Linked DNA regions of Homo sapiens: region 1 is linked to region 2. Evidence: chromatin loops called from intact Hi-C (ENCODE). Cell type or tissue: heart left ventricle. All regions are shown on one strand. Links, peaks and the distances in the headings refer to the core of each region. The heading gives the core; the rest is flanking DNA. Region 1 overlaps CERS6 (ceramide synthase 6). Region 2 overlaps LOC105373734 (a long non-coding RNA gene).

The links. Peaks named below come from ENCODE experiments on the same cell type or tissue, not always from the same donor. Only the 100,000 strongest peaks of a DNase experiment are listed, where the experiment ranks them.
Region 1: it touches region 2 in a loop (2.5-fold over the local background); 2 of 110 quality-filtered maps call a loop at or near these places.

What each region holds. Positions count from the first base shown.
Region 1 is chr2:168,522,471-168,527,470 of GRCh38, reverse strand. All of the region lies in intron 1 of CERS6 (ceramide synthase 6), which reads right to left. Among named protein-coding and RNA genes, the nearest start is that of MIR4774, 58 kb to the left of the region's middle. In heart left ventricle, for the core only: no CTCF peak of the experiment used is centred there; no DNase peak of the experiment used is centred there; H3K27ac peaks cover 5,000 bases.
Region 2 is chr2:168,341,855-168,352,978 of GRCh38, reverse strand. It overlaps LOC105373734 (a long non-coding RNA gene), which reads left to right. Exons shown (of 6, transcript XR_923559.3): 3 at 2,937-3,046; 4 at 4,497-4,661; 5 at 8,622-11,124. Among named protein-coding and RNA genes, the nearest start is that of STK39, 100 kb to the right of the region's middle. In heart left ventricle, for the core only: CTCF peaks have their summits at 4,717 and 6,163 (motif pointing left); a DNase peak (open chromatin) is centred at 6,118; H3K4me3 peaks cover 608 bases; H3K27ac peaks cover 221 bases.

The DNA.
Region 1 (5,000 bases), core at 1-5,000, 180 kb before region 2:
TGGACTAGGACACATGGCATTATAAATCTGCATAAACCCACAGAATGTACAACACCAAGAAGGAACCCTAAAGTAAACCATGGACTTTGGGTGATAATAATATGACATAGGTTAATCGACTGCAACAAATGTACTCTCTGCTGGCAGATGTTAATAACAAAGGAGTCTACGCATGTGTAGGGACAGGGATATGGGAAATCTCTGTACTTTCTAATTCAATCTTGATGTGAACCTAAAACTGCTCTTAAAAATAAAGTCTGTTTTTAAATAAAGAAGAAAAATCCACTGATGCTAAGGGGATACTTTCAGGAAAGGAGGCAAACAGGATAAGCATGTCCAGTCTTCCTCTTCCAGCCAAGCAGCCTCCCTCTAGAACCTTCTGTTGACAGAAACTATAGGGAAGAAGCCGGCAAAGGAGAAACATGGTTTTAGAGCCTCAGCCCCAGTGTCACAAACAAAATATGAAGGGTGGATTTGGAGCCAAGAGATAATGGCTTAATAACCAGCACAGAGTGTTCTTCACGTGTTCAAACGCTTCAATCTGGGGATGCTCCTGCCAACTGGGCATCTATCTTCACTTGCTTTTTATAGCACAGGCTAATACAGAATTTGTTGAAGGCTGCTGGATAAGAAACTAAAGAGATACTAACTGACCAGGACATTTATTTTCTCCCTCTCTCATTCAAAACCTTCTGCTGTCAGGCCACTCGCACAGGGTGTGGAAACATCTGCATTCCAAACAATTTACTGTTTGTATTAAGAAGCCTCATTGTATAAAAAGCAGCTAAACAGCTTTAAAGGCAAGCTGTCATAGGTTCAAATCCTGATTTGATCACTTACTAGCTGTGAGATATTAAGTTAGTTTACCTCCCTGAGTCAGTTTTTCTGTAATACAGTTATATCACCTGGACCATATGGCTGTTTAAAGAATTAAATGATACACTGGTGTGAAGTGCCTGGCACATATACAGGCAAATGCTGGTTTTCTTCTCTTTGTATGAGAAAAATAACATATCAATAAGTTAAAGAGCTATTAATAACCAGCTTTTCTTTTTTGAGCTCTTCATCGTGTACTTCCAGTTGGTCTATGAACTGCTTGTGCTTCTAGGAGAATATCCCCTCAATGCCAGAAAACCTAAACAGCAATGGAAACTCACAGGATTAAAATCAAAGAGAAGCTCAAATAAGAGGCCTTAGAGAGCAAACTTTGAAGCTAACAAAGGCAAAACACAGCTTACTCATAAGGAGCAAATAGGAGAAAACAGAATGAAATATTCACTTGGCTCTTAATAAGGAAACATGCATATCCTCTTGGGGGACATTTTGTTTTCTTAATGCAAATTTGCATTACCCAAACAATGGATACAGATCCACATTATTTTTTAAGAGATTAGTATTCTCTTGATTTATTGTAATCCTTAAATAGCCACAACCCTAGGGGCATCATTAGAAAGCACACTGAGTGGACATAATGGTATTAAACTCTCAAAATTCTTTGATAGGAGCATTTATGAGAAATAACCAAATGTGCAAGTAAATATCAAAGCTCAATTAAATTTTTAAAATGAAGGTCATTTCCATTTAAAGCTCAGTGGTAGACTCAATCAATGAGGCATTTTCCTAAGGGGCAACAGCTCATAGAGTGACTTAAATGAGTTCTTATTTAAAGACCTGCAGAGAAGGGTCATAAAATGCTAGTAATGATGGTGTGATAATTGTAAGAAAAGGGCATTTTACCATAAAAATTTTTTTGAAAGGCAAAAGTCAAGTTTTTCTTTGTCCCCATTAGGGACTTACCAAAATAAAATCATTTCACAGGGGCTCGGGCCGTTGTATAGGACTTTGAATACCCTCTGGCCCAAAAGCCCATTGAATGTTTAAATTTCCTCAAGCCTCGTCATCACTGACAAGGGATTATTTACCCCATTACAAGAATTGTGACCCAAGAACCATAAGCATTGGTATTTTCTGGTAGATATATTAAAAATGCAGACTCTCAGGCCCAATTCTAGGCCAACTCAAATCAGATTTTGTGTTTTAACAAAAATCCCCAAATAACTGCCATACACAATGCAGTTTGAGATGCTGTACTTCGTCCAGTGTTTCTTAAGGTGTGGTCTCCAGACCAACAGCCTCAGCCTCACCTGAGAAGCAGATAAAAATACAAATTCTGGGGACCTGTCCCAGCCCTACTAAATCAACAACTCTGGGCGTGGGGCCTAGCAACCTGGGTTTAACAAGCCCTCCAGGTAATCCCGAGGCATGCTGAAGCTTGAGAACCACTGCCTTGGCCTGGACTTGAACAGACTGGTCTTAAGGAATGAAGGAATTCTCTAAAGCAGCCCACACTGCACCTGTGGGCACCACCCTAAGGAAATTCTTCCTTAGAACTGAACCTAAATGTCTCTCCATAGCTCTGCCAACTGAGCCTTTCCTACCAAGAGGAATAAAGACAAACTTTCTTCCACATGACAATCCTCCAACATCCAAAAATAGCTATGATATTATGCATCTTTTTTTCTTCAGGAAAAATGTCCACATAGCTAGAGATACAGACATAGACACAGATATATAGTTTAGATATATAATACACAAGTAATATAGTTAAAATATATATTAATATATACTATAATTAATTTTATTAGCTATTATAATGGCATAGTCACTGTGTGAAATAAATCCTTTTTAAAGAGAGATGTGTAAGTACATATCACATACATAAAACCCCGTATTTACTAAAAGAAGAGTAAAATGATCATCTGTCTCATTCTAGAAGTCAAATACCAACGATCAGAGCTACAGACACTAAGTTTTTAGCAGCCACATCATTCACTAGGCTTATCTCATCCCAACCCCCTGAGTGCTACAGCAACAATAATATTATTGTTTATCATTTCGTTACACGGATTTTCTTTCCACAAATGCCCCTTTTTGAAAGGTGACTTGGGTGTCTCAATTCCGTCTCTATCTGAGTCTCCATTCTCATTTCAGCTTGACCCAGCATGGAGCAGCACTGAGCTATCTGGATAGAGACTTCAGAGAAGACTGAGACTTAGCTCCATTCCTTTCACAATCACCACGTCTTTTTCCTTAATTTCTTCCTATATAGCAAAATTAGCTCAATGACTTCTCTAATTGTATGGAAAATAACTTGGCATGCTTATTAAACATCATTCAAAATGAAACTAATGTAAGTCATGAGCATTCTAAGCCTACCACAGTTCATTAAACTGCATGATATTATCACATCACACTAAGAAAGTTGGAGCTGTGACTCAAGGTCCTTTGAGACTTCCTTTTGCATAAAACACACTACCTGCTTCTATAGGTTACAAATAATAGATGTCAGACACACACACGAACTCAACATTCAACTTTAAATGCAGTCCAGGGTGGCCCTTGAATGAGTTGAACATGAAGGGGAAAAACATCAGCATGTCTACTGGAGAAGATAAGTCTATTTGCAGGAGCATCCAGCACTGCAACTGGCACAGAACAGACAAGTCTGAAGAGGACACTAAGTTATATTTTCATCCATCTACTGCTGTCTAATGCAGCACTGCAGCAACCACCATGGCATGTGTGGGCTGCAAATACTTCCCGATATGCCCACTGATTACTCTCCTAGGACACCTGCTATACAAACCCAGGGCTTCAGTCTTTGCAGAGGTCTAAAGGCCACTGCCTGTCCATCTACACCTATTGAAAATGTCAGTGAATATCACAAATAATATCTTCTCCAAGATTTTCTTGAACCTCCACGCCTCTCTCCAAATCTTCCTATAATAGTGTTGTATTTGTCACCTGCTTGACACTGTAGTTATTCCACAGATCACTATAGTCATTTGGTTATTGGCCTTCTCTCCACCAGCAGGTAGTGGGGTCCCTAATGGCCAGAGCTTGCTCTTTCTACTCTAAAAGTGCTGCACGTGCCACTGTCGTACACAGTGTGGCTCTTCCACCCAACGACCACCTCTCTTTCATTCATACAAACAAAACACCCCTTTTATTTAGGAAGGGTAATTCTGAATTATGATTCATCTCAGACAATCATGAAAATCAGATTCTTACTCTCTAAATATCTGTTTTCTCTGTTTCCCTAGCAGGTGTAGAGAAGTTTACTGGGGGTACTAGAAAGGACTGAAAAAAATCTTCTTCCCTGATAAGAGAACAACTGTTCATTTTTCCACTCAGCCTTTAACTTCTGCTTCCTTCCTTGCGGTAAAAGATAATGTCGTTTGAAGCAGGGATAATGGGATCAAGAGGTGACAAGCTTAAGGACAAAACCCAAAATGGTAGAGCAGAGAGGCAGAAAGGCTCTACGTCTCTATGGCTTTGTAAAGCTAGTGCAGCAAAACCAGAACAACTGACCTACATGCTTCTGTTATACAAGATCATCAGTTTTCACCTAGTCAGTATCAATCAGGTACTGTTACTTTCAGCCAAAAGCATTACTAATACAGCTATCAATAGTATCATTGCTGGCACATAATAAATGTTTGACTATTTATTCAGATATAACTATCTAATTGAGTTTCATCTACTTGAGTAGTTAGAAAACACACAAAAGTTCTTGTTATCTCATTGCCACCATTTTCTCTCCCTTTATTCAAAATTTCAGGGGCCAGGCACAGTGGTTCACACCTGTAATCTCAGCACTTTGGGAGGCCAAGGCCTGAGGATCACTTGAGCCCAGGAATCCGAGCCCAGCCTGGGCAACAAAGTGAGACCCTGTCTCTACAAAAAAGTAAAAATTATTTAAAAATTAGCCAGTTGCAGTGGTACATGCCAGTAGTCCCAGCTACTCAGTGGGAGGGGAATGAAACTGGAGGATCACTTGAGCCTGGGAGGTCAAGGCTGCAGTGAGCCATGATTGTACCACTGCACTCTAGCCTGAGCAACAGAGCGAGACCCTGTCTAAAAAAAAAAAATTCACCTAAGTTACAGGGAAGAGCCAATTCCTAACTTCAATGAATGCTAACACTTTTAGCTTACTAACT
Region 2 (11,124 bases), core at 3,531-8,530:
TCCATAATAACTACAGATGTTGAACATCTTTTCCTGTGCTTATTTGCTACCAATATACTTTCTTTGGTGAAGTGTCTATTTAAATTTTCTTCCTTTTTCATTTGTTTTTTTCTCCTATTGTTGAATTTTGAGAGTTTTTAGATATTTTTGATAAAAGTTATTTATCAGATACATGATTTGCAAATATTTTCACCCAGTATGTGCTTTTGGTATTTTGTGCAAGAAATCTTTGCTTAACCCAAGGCTGCAAAAATGTTATCATATGTTTTCTTCTAGAAGTATTATAGTTTTTGGATTTTACACTTAGGTCTATTGTTCACTTTGAGTTAATTTTTGTATATGGTACAACATGTGGATCAAAGTTCATTTATTTTGCACATAGATATTCCCTTTTTTCCAGAACCATTTGTTGAAAGGCTACATTTTTGTCCAAGAACTGGGCTTTAAACTTTGTCAACAACCAAGTTTTCATTTATGTTTGGGTCTGTTTCAGGACTCTATTCTGTTCCCTTGGTCTACTTGTCTAACTTGACTCCAGTACCACAGTATCTTGCTGTAGCTTTATAAACTTTGAAATCAGGTAATTTTTAGTGTTCTCAACTTTTTCCTTCTTTTCAAAATTGTTTTAACTAGTCTAGGTCCTTGGTATAGCCATATAAATGTCAGAATCAGCTTGTCAATTTGTACCAAAAAAGTGTGCCAAGATTTTGATTGAGATTGTGTTTAATCTATAGACCAATTTGAGGATAATTTTAACTTAGCAATATCAAGTCTTCAATACCATGATATCTTTATTTATTTAGATCTGCTTTAATTTATTTTGGCAATGTTTTGTAGCTTTCAGCATATAGGTCTTGCACATATCTTGTCAAATTTACATCTATGTATCATATTTTTATGCTACTGTAAGCAGCATTGTTTTATTTAAATTTCTGATAGTTTGTTGCAGGTACATAGAAACGCAACTGATTCTTGCTTGCTGATCCTGTATCCAGCAACCTTGCTCATTTATTAGTTTTAGGAGCTTTTTAAGATTTGCTCAGATTTCCTATGTAAGCTATCACATTATCTGGGAATAAAGGGAGTTTTACTTCTTCCTTTCCAATCTGAACATCTGTTATTCTTTTTTCTTTTTTTTTTTTTTTCATTATTGCCCAAGCTAGAGTCTCAAGCACACTTAAATAGAAGTGGTGAGAGCAGACATTCTTGTCTTGGTCCTGACCTTAGTGGGAGAGTATTCAGTATTTCATCATTAAGTATGATGTATGGCTATAGTTTATTTCATAGATTCCCTTTATCAGGTTAAAGACATTCCCTTCTTATCCAAATTTGCTGAGAGATTTTTAATGAGAAACAGATGTCATGTTTTGTCAAATGCTTTTCTGTGCCTATTTGGTCTGTTTATATGGTGAATTACATTAAGTTGATTTTCAAATGTTAAATTCTTGGATTCCTCAGATAAATAGCATGTGGTCATGTTGTAGCCTTCTTTTTCTAAATTATTACATATGATTCCCAAAGTGGTTGTTTTTTTTTTTTTTTTTTTTTTTTTTTGAGACGGAGTCTCACTCTGTCGCCCAAGCTGGAGCGCAGTGGCCTCGCTGCAAGCTCCGCCTCCCAGGTTCACACCATTCTCCTGCCTCAGCCTTCCAAGCAGCTGGGACGACAGGCGTCCGCCACTATGCCCGGCTAATTTCTTTTGTATTTTTAGTAGAGATGGGGTTTCACCGTGTTAGCCAGGATGGTCTCGATCTCCTGACCTCGTGATCCGCCCATCTCGGCCTCGCAAAGTGCTGGGATTACAGGCGTGAGCCACCGCGCCTGGCCAGCACACACCTCTGTTTTAAAGTAAAAAGCACAAAACAAAGTAAATCCAGAAAAGGATTGCTTTCATGTGCTTTCTACCCCATTTCCTCCCTCCCTATATAAGAGGTAATTGTTTTTGTCAGATTTTGTCTCATCCTTTCATTGTTAATTTTTGAAAATATAAGCAAATACAATTATATAGTTCCTTAACCAAAAGATAGCACACAATAAACACAGTTCTGCTCTGCTTGTAGGTTAGAATTTTGATTCCTGTTAAATTGCAACTCTTCTAGGAAAAATAAGGAGGTACATGTTAAATAAAGAGGTGCATGTTAAACTATCACTAGTTTCACACTTTGGTAGAAATTAGTTTCCTTGTCTTTTTTGAGAGCTGGGAAGTGTCTGAATGAGATTGAAAAGTTTCCTTTGAGAATAGGGATGAATTCAGGAATCTCGGAGCGTCACAAGCAAACTTCACTTTTACTTGGCATCAGAGGAGTGGGAAGGCAGGTGCTGGCAACCTGTTGAGGTGGCAAGGCTGCATGGATGAGTGCTCAAGTGCTGGCTTATACAGTATAAATCCAGCTACTTTCATTGTTATAAAACTGCTGGCCATCAGAGGGGGTAATTAGAGTTTTATGTTTTAGTTGGACTTCTCAGCTGAATTAAATGTGATAAGGCTGTGCTTATCACTCTTGTGAAAGTCATTTCTACAATATTTACACAAACTCTATGAGACTTAAATCTTTTATTGATTTTCTGTTTGTCTCTGATAATGTTTCACTGAGAGGAAATGACTGAGATCCTGGAATTCGCGTCTTTAACACATGACTGTTCCCAAAGTCATGAGTTGTTGTTGTTGTTGTTGTTGTTAACAAACCTCTTTATTTCCTACAATAAGTATATTCCATCTTGCATTTGCTTTAATAGATGAGAGTTTCCAATGTCATTAGTGATTTTTAGCACTTTATAGTACCATCATATTTTTATAACCAAGGCCAGGGAGATGAAAGGGGTATTGACAATATTTGTTGGCATTGGTTGTTGTCTTTGTAACCAGAACTGCCTCTTTTATTCTGTGCTTTTTCTAATTATTTCTGGTTATGATAATGTTTTTCTTTGGCTTCTAGGGGGAAGTATGTAATGATGTTTGTGACAAAAAATAAATGTGATCAACTGGTAAAAACAGCCTGATGTTGTGTCTTCAGTGAATGTTCCCACTAGCCAGGCTGAGCTTAAGGTTAGTGATCCCATGGCACACACAACCTTCAGGTAAAGCCAACAGGGAAGAAACGAATTCAAAACAGTGTAAAATAGTATAGAGCCAGCACTTTCTATTCTATAGAGAGAAGTAACCTCAGAAAAAGACTATGGCAAATGACTAGGGCAACCCCTTATGTCTTCACATCATATTCCATCCTCTATGATGAAAGAGCAAAGTTACTTGAGATTGGAGCATAGTTAGAGGATGGAAAGAAATTTAAGTGTTCCCGTTCAATGCTGCTTTACATACCTGCATTTAAAGGGTCTCAAGACTTTTGACCTGCTGTAATGATTACTGTTCCAGTCTAATTGGTTGACCACTAACATTTGCGACCTACTATACTTACCTGGATAACAGGATCTAAAATAATGGTCCCAAGCCACAGTTTGTCTGTAGGAGCTATTGTGTTACATAATATGTGTGTGCTGAGTTAGTTTGGTGATTCATGTATAACTGATTGTGGTTATAATCTAGTAGGAGATAACCAAAGGCATAGGATTTGGGTCATAGAGTGGAATGAAGAGTCACCATATTCTCTTCTCAAAGATAATTTAGAATCAGAGAAGCCAAGTAAGACATCTTTAGAATCAAACAAACCAAGTAAGAGCAGAGAATCTGTACTAGAGACCAACAGCCTCCAAAAGAGACGACCAAAGTTCTCCCTGACATGTCAGAGACTTGAGAATGAGTGCAATTCATACAAAAGAATTGGCATCCCATGATCCAACCTAAAGACAGAAAGTCAAGTCCTATTTTGTCCACTTACTCTTGTGTGTCCTTGAACAAATTGCTATGGAGACAATAATCTCTGTCTATTTCACACGGCTTTTGTGACAAAGAAAATGTATATGAGAGAGAAACTCTCGCTGTAAAGTATTACAGAACTAAAAAGACTACCTGAATGACCAGAATGTGAAGGAAGGGGAAGCAGCATTTTGAGTATTCCTTTTTTCCAACCAATATATTCCGTTGATCCTAATGACAACTCTGGTGCTCTTAGCTTATTCTTGCCCCACAAGCACAAAGAAACAGATTTAAGGGTGTGGGATAGTTCCCTGAGCCCAGCCTTCCTTACAGGAGGTCCTTAATCCCTTAGGTGGGAACATTTTTTCAGAAAAAGACTCTCCTGAACATTTGCTGACTTTCCCTATGGCCTATTAAGTCTTAAATACATATACTGTGGGGCAGGTCAAACATTCCCTTAAATTCTTTCAGCTTCAGAATTATTTAATGTGACAGTCGCCATGATGGCATAATAGAGCCACCCAATACCCACGCTGACTGGACCTCACCATTCCGCAGCTCTCTTTAGCAGCTTCCTTTAATAGCTTAAATCTACCCCTCAGGAACTCCCAACTTCCCTTTAAATGTGATTAAATTTTGTATTTAATTGTTTAATTATTTTTAAACTAATTTCTGCCTCTAGGTGTATGGTCAACTAAACAATCCAAAAACCATGTAGCTCCACAATAATCAGAAATTCTGGATCCAGTAAAACAAGTCTCCTTTAAGACATGGCTGAATGCTGGAAGAAAGTAAAGAAAGTTCCTGGAGTCAAAGATGAAGTGAGAAGGAAAAATCAGAGCAGTGAGTACGTGCATGTATGCTAGAGCCACTCAGGGTGGGAGTTGCCTGGCTTGGCCACCTAGAGGCTTGGATTAGAATGCTCAGGCCAGGGCAGAATGTGAGGCCTGGAGATACAGAATGCTGGGTGTTGGAACTGCAACCCCTGCAGAAATCCTGGTCTTCAGAAGGGCTATACTCAGAGTGAGGGAATGAATCAGGAAATGCACCCATCGGCTCAGGGAGACAATAAAGGTGATTTTCTATCTCAGTGGTCTGGGCTCTAGGGGAAAAGTTTCCCTTGAGAGTTTGTAATCATGGGTCTGTCATTCCATTGGTTCTGAAAACCTCTAAACTGAGAAATAAACATAAACTGAGGTGGGGGCAGTAATTCCCCTTGGGCAACTAACAGAAACAAGGGCAAAACCTTCCTGATCTAGAGGATTAGGGTTGTCCAGGCCCCTCGGGATTCCCTCCAGCCGTTCCTGCATTTCAAGATGCATGCTCTTAAGCTCTTATTCTCATACTTTTCAGTTCCAATGACCACAACTCTTTCAACAAATTTTTATAGGAGTTTCCAGAAACTTCATCCCGCTCATTTTTTTCTGTGTTCTAACATGTCATGTTTCATTTAAAATGTATCCTTTTCCTCCAGTTCAGACCTAAAGGTAATACACCAGAAATTGTCTAATGTGTGGTATAAAATAGGACCATGATAAAAAAAAACCAAAGTAATAAAAAATTATATTACTGTAATAATTTATTAACGTCATATCACTATAATAAAACTTTTATTATAATAACAACTACAGTTGATATGTCTTATGTGCCAAATACTATGTACTAGACATGCACACTCCTTTTTAATCCTGAGGAAATCCTGGGATAGGTTCTAACACTACCCTCCTTCTACACATGAGGAGAAAGAGGCTTAGTAACTTACCCAGGGTAAAGGAGCTGGGAAGTGGTCACAGAGCTGGCAATGTGTTATCACCAAAGCCAGGATTGAAACCCAGCCCTATCTACCTTCAATGCCCTTGCTTTAAGCCACGAATCCTCCATCTCTCTTAATACTAGTCCTGGTAGGGCTAGTTCCCTTGTTAGTGACTATCACGCGCTTGAAAGTGTTTGAAGCGACCTAATATTCCTAGGATCCTTACTTCTATAAACATTTAAATCACAGTTATTTTTCCCAAAGATAGATTGTCATGGGAGAGGGGAACAAAGACTAATGAGGAAGGCACAGGCAGGAAGCGGGCAGAGGACCAGAAACAAAAGCAAAGATAGGAGTGGGTGGGGACACGGGAAATTTCTTTTGCTTACTTCACAAGCTTACAGCCGACCTGGCCTGGCAGGTGACAAGGTGCCTCTGGATGACACAGCCAGGGATTCTTCTAGGCCAGTTGCTTTTGATTTCTTACATTTTTTTGAAGGTAATACTAGATTTCTGAAACGGCTCTCACCGACGCGCCTTTGTTTCTCCTGGAGCCACGGCTCCTCAGCAGAGGACATTTGTGTTTGGGAAGCCTGCCCCCTCCTGGATTAGTGAAATCTTACAGGCCAGGTTTCCAAGCTCTCCAAAATTAGATCTAGTGTGTGAAAATGTTTAAACTGTCGTTCAGAGATTTGAGGAAAACAAATAATTTCTTTCATATGATTTCCCTGAGATTTTTGGATTCTTCTCATATAAATCTTTAGGTGTATTTTATGGATTTTGAAATAATACCCACCTAAAAATCCTGAAAAAATGTTTTAAGGACCCAAAGAGATAATAATAACAGCAATAATGGTAAACATTATATTCAGTGATTTCTATGTGCCAGCACTGTGCAAAGTACCCTGTGAATAATGCCAGTTGCAGCACTCACCACCACCCCAAGAGACAGGTTCTCTGCATTATTACCCCCCACCTTACAGAAAGCCTCAAAGCAGCAGTCCCCAACTTTTTTTGGCACGAGGGACCATCTTTGTGGAAGACAATTTTTCCACAGACCAGGCAGGGGGTCGGGGTGGGAGTGGTTTCAGGATGAAACTGTTCCACCTCAGATCATCAGGCATTAGATTCTCATAAGGAGTGTGCAACCTAGATCCCTCGCATGCACAGTTCACAATAGGGTTCACGCTCCTATGAGAATCTAATGTCACTTGCTGATCTGACAGGAGGCAGAGCTCAGAGGCAGTAATGCTCATTCTCACCAGCCGCTCACCTACTGCTGTACAATCCCATTCCTAACAGGCCACAGACTGGTACAGGTCCGCAACCATGGGGACCCCTGCAAACTGGAGATCTTCTCTACCACCACCCTCACACACCCAACCACCCGTAGGTTGGGAGCCCCTGAAATTCTTGAACTGTCATGCCATCCTATTGACCACACTTGATTGAATCAGAAATAATCAACCAAGCTGAGTTACTTGGACACTTTCTCCTGGGAATTTGGAAGCAGAATGAAAATAGCCATCAGTCTAGGCTTGTCACTTGAATGGAGGTCATCAAACATCAGGAGCCCACTGTGGAAGAGCATGTGCTGCCACGTGCATGGAGAGGCAGAAAAAGATAACCAGAAGAAAGAGAAAAGAACAAAGGGGAAGCACAGAAAAAAGACAACTTCCCTTTTCTTAGTCCCAGTCCCCCGTGAGGCTCCCCTGCTGGTTACACTGATTTGGCTACTTGAAATAGGTTTGTTTTTGTCTATCAAAAAAAAAAAAGTGTATATAACTAAGTCGTGTGAGCAGTAATATGTAAAAGTGAACCAAATCTACTGTTATAATGGAATAAAATCTGAAGTTAATATGGCACATTGAATGATGTGCATAATTTTATTGTACTCCATGGCAATTAGGCTCTAATAGGGAGCAATTAATGAAAATGACTATAATTATTATCATGTCAACAACGCCAAGCCAAGCAATTCCAAAGTCAGCTGTAGGGAGGAGGAATTAGAGACAGCAGGAAGTTGTTCTGGGGTTCCTCAGAAGAACCTGGGATTTAAAAACCAGGAGACTAAGTCCCCCACCTTGCCGCTCACTTCTCTAGCAACCATCACCCAGGAGGACTCCGGAGGTCCCAGCTAAGAAGCTGTGAGCCTCTAGCTACTCCTCACCACTCTCCTTGCACTACCTCTTCCCTTGCTGCTTCTCCAAAGAGGAGTCCTGAGGATGGTGGGTTGTTGGGGAAGGGCTGCATCTGCTTGAGAGGCTGTCTGTTCCTCAACACTGGATTGGTGAAAGCTGGAGCACAGAGAATTGGAAGCTGTTTTAGAAGAAGTTGCCAGCCTACTTTCCGTGGTGCACACCTCCTTCAGTCTATGTCTACCCTTGGCACAAAGCATCATCAACATGGTCCAGAATAGCTCAGCTGGGATCTGTGTTGAGGATGGCGATGAAATCCTCATGGCAATAAAATGCATGCAATGGCCTGGCTTTGCTCTCTGTTCCATGGGCAGCTGCGGCTAGGAGTGTGACACATGGTTGAGGTAGGACTGGATTGGGTTGTTGAGACTGCTGCATCCCAACCAAATACCATCATCTCAGTCTCTTTTCCACTGACGTACAACTAACAAAGACCCTTCAGAACAGTCAACGAAAGCCAGATCCTAGACATCTGAGTAGTTTGACTTAAAGTAGCCAGCACTTAGAAAAATCCAGTGACTGGAAGTATTCTGTTTTCCTCCTTCCACTAAACCAGTACCTCAGTCTGAACTTCCACCAATTTGTGCATTTGTGTTAGTAAGCAAATAAGTATCAGCTATTTTACATGTATTACTTCCTTGAAAATGGTTGTTTTTTTTTTTGGTTTGGGGGTTAATTAATCTAATTAATTAATTAACTGTGATCCTGGCATAAGAGTAATGGGAATGGTATGGAAAGAACCAAGAAAGGTTTTTCTGGAGTTATTCAGTACACATTAAGTACCATGTGTTAGTCATTGTGTTAGGCCCTGGAGGAAAAAAATCACAAAACAGAGCTCTACTTTTTTTATTTTCAGATGCAGTCTCACCCTGTTGCCCAGGCTGGAATGCAGTGGCACCATCCTGGCTCACCACAACCTCCACCTACTGGGTTCAAGCGATTCTCCTGCCCCAGCCTTCCAAGTAGCTGGGACTACAGGTGTTTCTGTATTTTTAGTAAAGATGGGGTTTCGCCATGTTGGCCAGGGTGGTCTCGAACTCCTGACCTCAGGTAATCCACCTGCCTTGGCCTCCCAAACTGCTGGGATTACAGGTGTGAGCCACCACACCTGGCCAGAACTCTACTCTTCAGGAACTTAGTGCATCAGGTACTCAACAGTAAGTAGCGTGATGACTTAGGGGCAGGAAAAAAGGAGGCTGTTTCTATCTTGGAACATTTTAATAACCTCCGAACATTTTATACGGATAAAGCTGGGTTAAAACAGATATTAAGAGGTGCCTAGGAGAGAAAGGATTGGGGTGGGAACTGGAAGAAAATTGTAGGAAAGGGGAGGGTTGTTATCTTGGAGCTGGAGATGGCTTCGTCCTAGTGCATCTGAGGGCTGTTTTTAAATAGTGTCTGTCTGAATCATTCCTCCGCCCTCCACCCTTCACTTTCCACCCTCCACCCAACCCTCTTCCTGAGTCACCCTGGCTGCCATTTCTCATTCTGAAAGGAGAAAGAGGAAAGGATATAATTTGTATCAAATCCCTACAAGCTGCTAGGATACATTGGTGCATTTCCTTTGGAACATTTCATCTACACATACCACAGTGCAATGGATGCGAGTTCTTCTGTGTAAAGATGGGGAAACTGAGGTGCAAAGGGGTAGGTAGCATGACTCTCCCCTTATTACACAGCTGGTAAGAGAAAGTGCCATAATGCAAACTCACATTCTAAATTATAACTTTATCATTAATAACGACTAGAACATGCATGCTGCTTTTTTTTTAAAGTTAAAAAAAAAAGCAGGTAAGTGTGAAACACAAAAATCTTTCCTTCTCTACATTCCAAAGTGTTTGGGGACACATCCCTATACAGTTTTTCTTGCATCCACAAATGTGTACTTACATATGTGACATGTAACTGTATATGTGAACATGAAAATTTTGACATAAAAGGGCATTCTAACCATATTGCTCTACAAATCACTTCTGTCACCTAATGCTACATCATGGATATCCTTCCATAATGTCCACATCTTTACATGTACTTCATTTTTCTAAGATCTATATGAAATTTAATAAATATATATTAGGTAAGCATTTTCTTATTGATGAGGATGTCTCTATTTTAAGATTTAATATTAGTGCAGTATTTAATACTAGTTAAAGTATTCTCTGTATCTGAGTTTTAAAATTTACTCAAATGTAATGCACAGGAATTCTGAAATGGAAATTTAAGTATCCCTTTCTCTCACCCTCCATTCCAACTTCCATTCCCCAGAGTTGCGATGTTGCTATTGTTGCTTTCGTGTTTTTCTTCTAGTACTTAACATTTCAACTTTAAATACATATAGTTCTTGATTTATCTGTTTTAGAAAGTATCTGTTGTCTTGCCTCGATGACAGCTGAGTTTACCATACTTTTTTTTTTTTTTTTTTTGAGAGGGAGTCTCACTCCATTGCCCAGCCTAGAGTGCAGTGCCACAATCTCGGCTCGCTGCAACCTCCGCCTCCCAGGTTCAAGCAATTCTCCTGCCTCAGCCTCCCAAGTAGCTGGGATTACAGGTGCCCGCACCACGTCCAGCTAATTTTTTTTATTTTCAGTACAGACAGGGTTTCACCATGTTGGCCAGGCTGGTCTCGAACTCCTGACCTCAGGTGATCCACCCACCTTGGCCTCCCGAAGTGCTGGTATTACAGGCGTGAGCCACCACACCTGGCCAAGTTTACCATACTTGTGCTATCTCTACCTCTTTCTTTTAAATGTTAGTCATATTAATAATTTTTAAATTATTCAGTTTAAATTTGTACTTTTCTATAGATATGTCGTGTGATTTGTCAAAAAATTTAAATTTTTGACAAAATGTCTTATGTACTTTGTCAAAAAATTTAAATTTTCAAAAAATGTAAAATCCAATCTCAAAAAATGTATTCTGATTATGTAAATATTATATACTATAGTTCCAAGAAGTATGATAGGATCCATAGGAAAGGAGACCCTGTCCTCTGTCACTTAACCATGCTGGCTGCTTGAAGGAGAAGGATTGAGATCTAATGGCTTATGCTTTTATTTCTTTTCAGTTTCCTCCTAAGCCATACTGGGCTGCCACTGTTCTTCATATATCAGGTTCAAGCTGATGGATCCAAGCCAAAGGACTCCATATTCTCCAAAGCCTATAAGCAGAATGCTGGTGTGGTGTGGGGGGGGAAGAAGTTCCATTGTGTCCCTACTGAAGGGACACAGAAGTACCAAAAGGGTCACTGAACTGCCAGGTACCAAGTGGTACCAGGTGCCACGAGGCTGCCAAAGGCAGAGATGAGCCAAGCCATCAACTTCAGCTGAGGTTGAGACATGGCATCCATAAATGCCAAACAG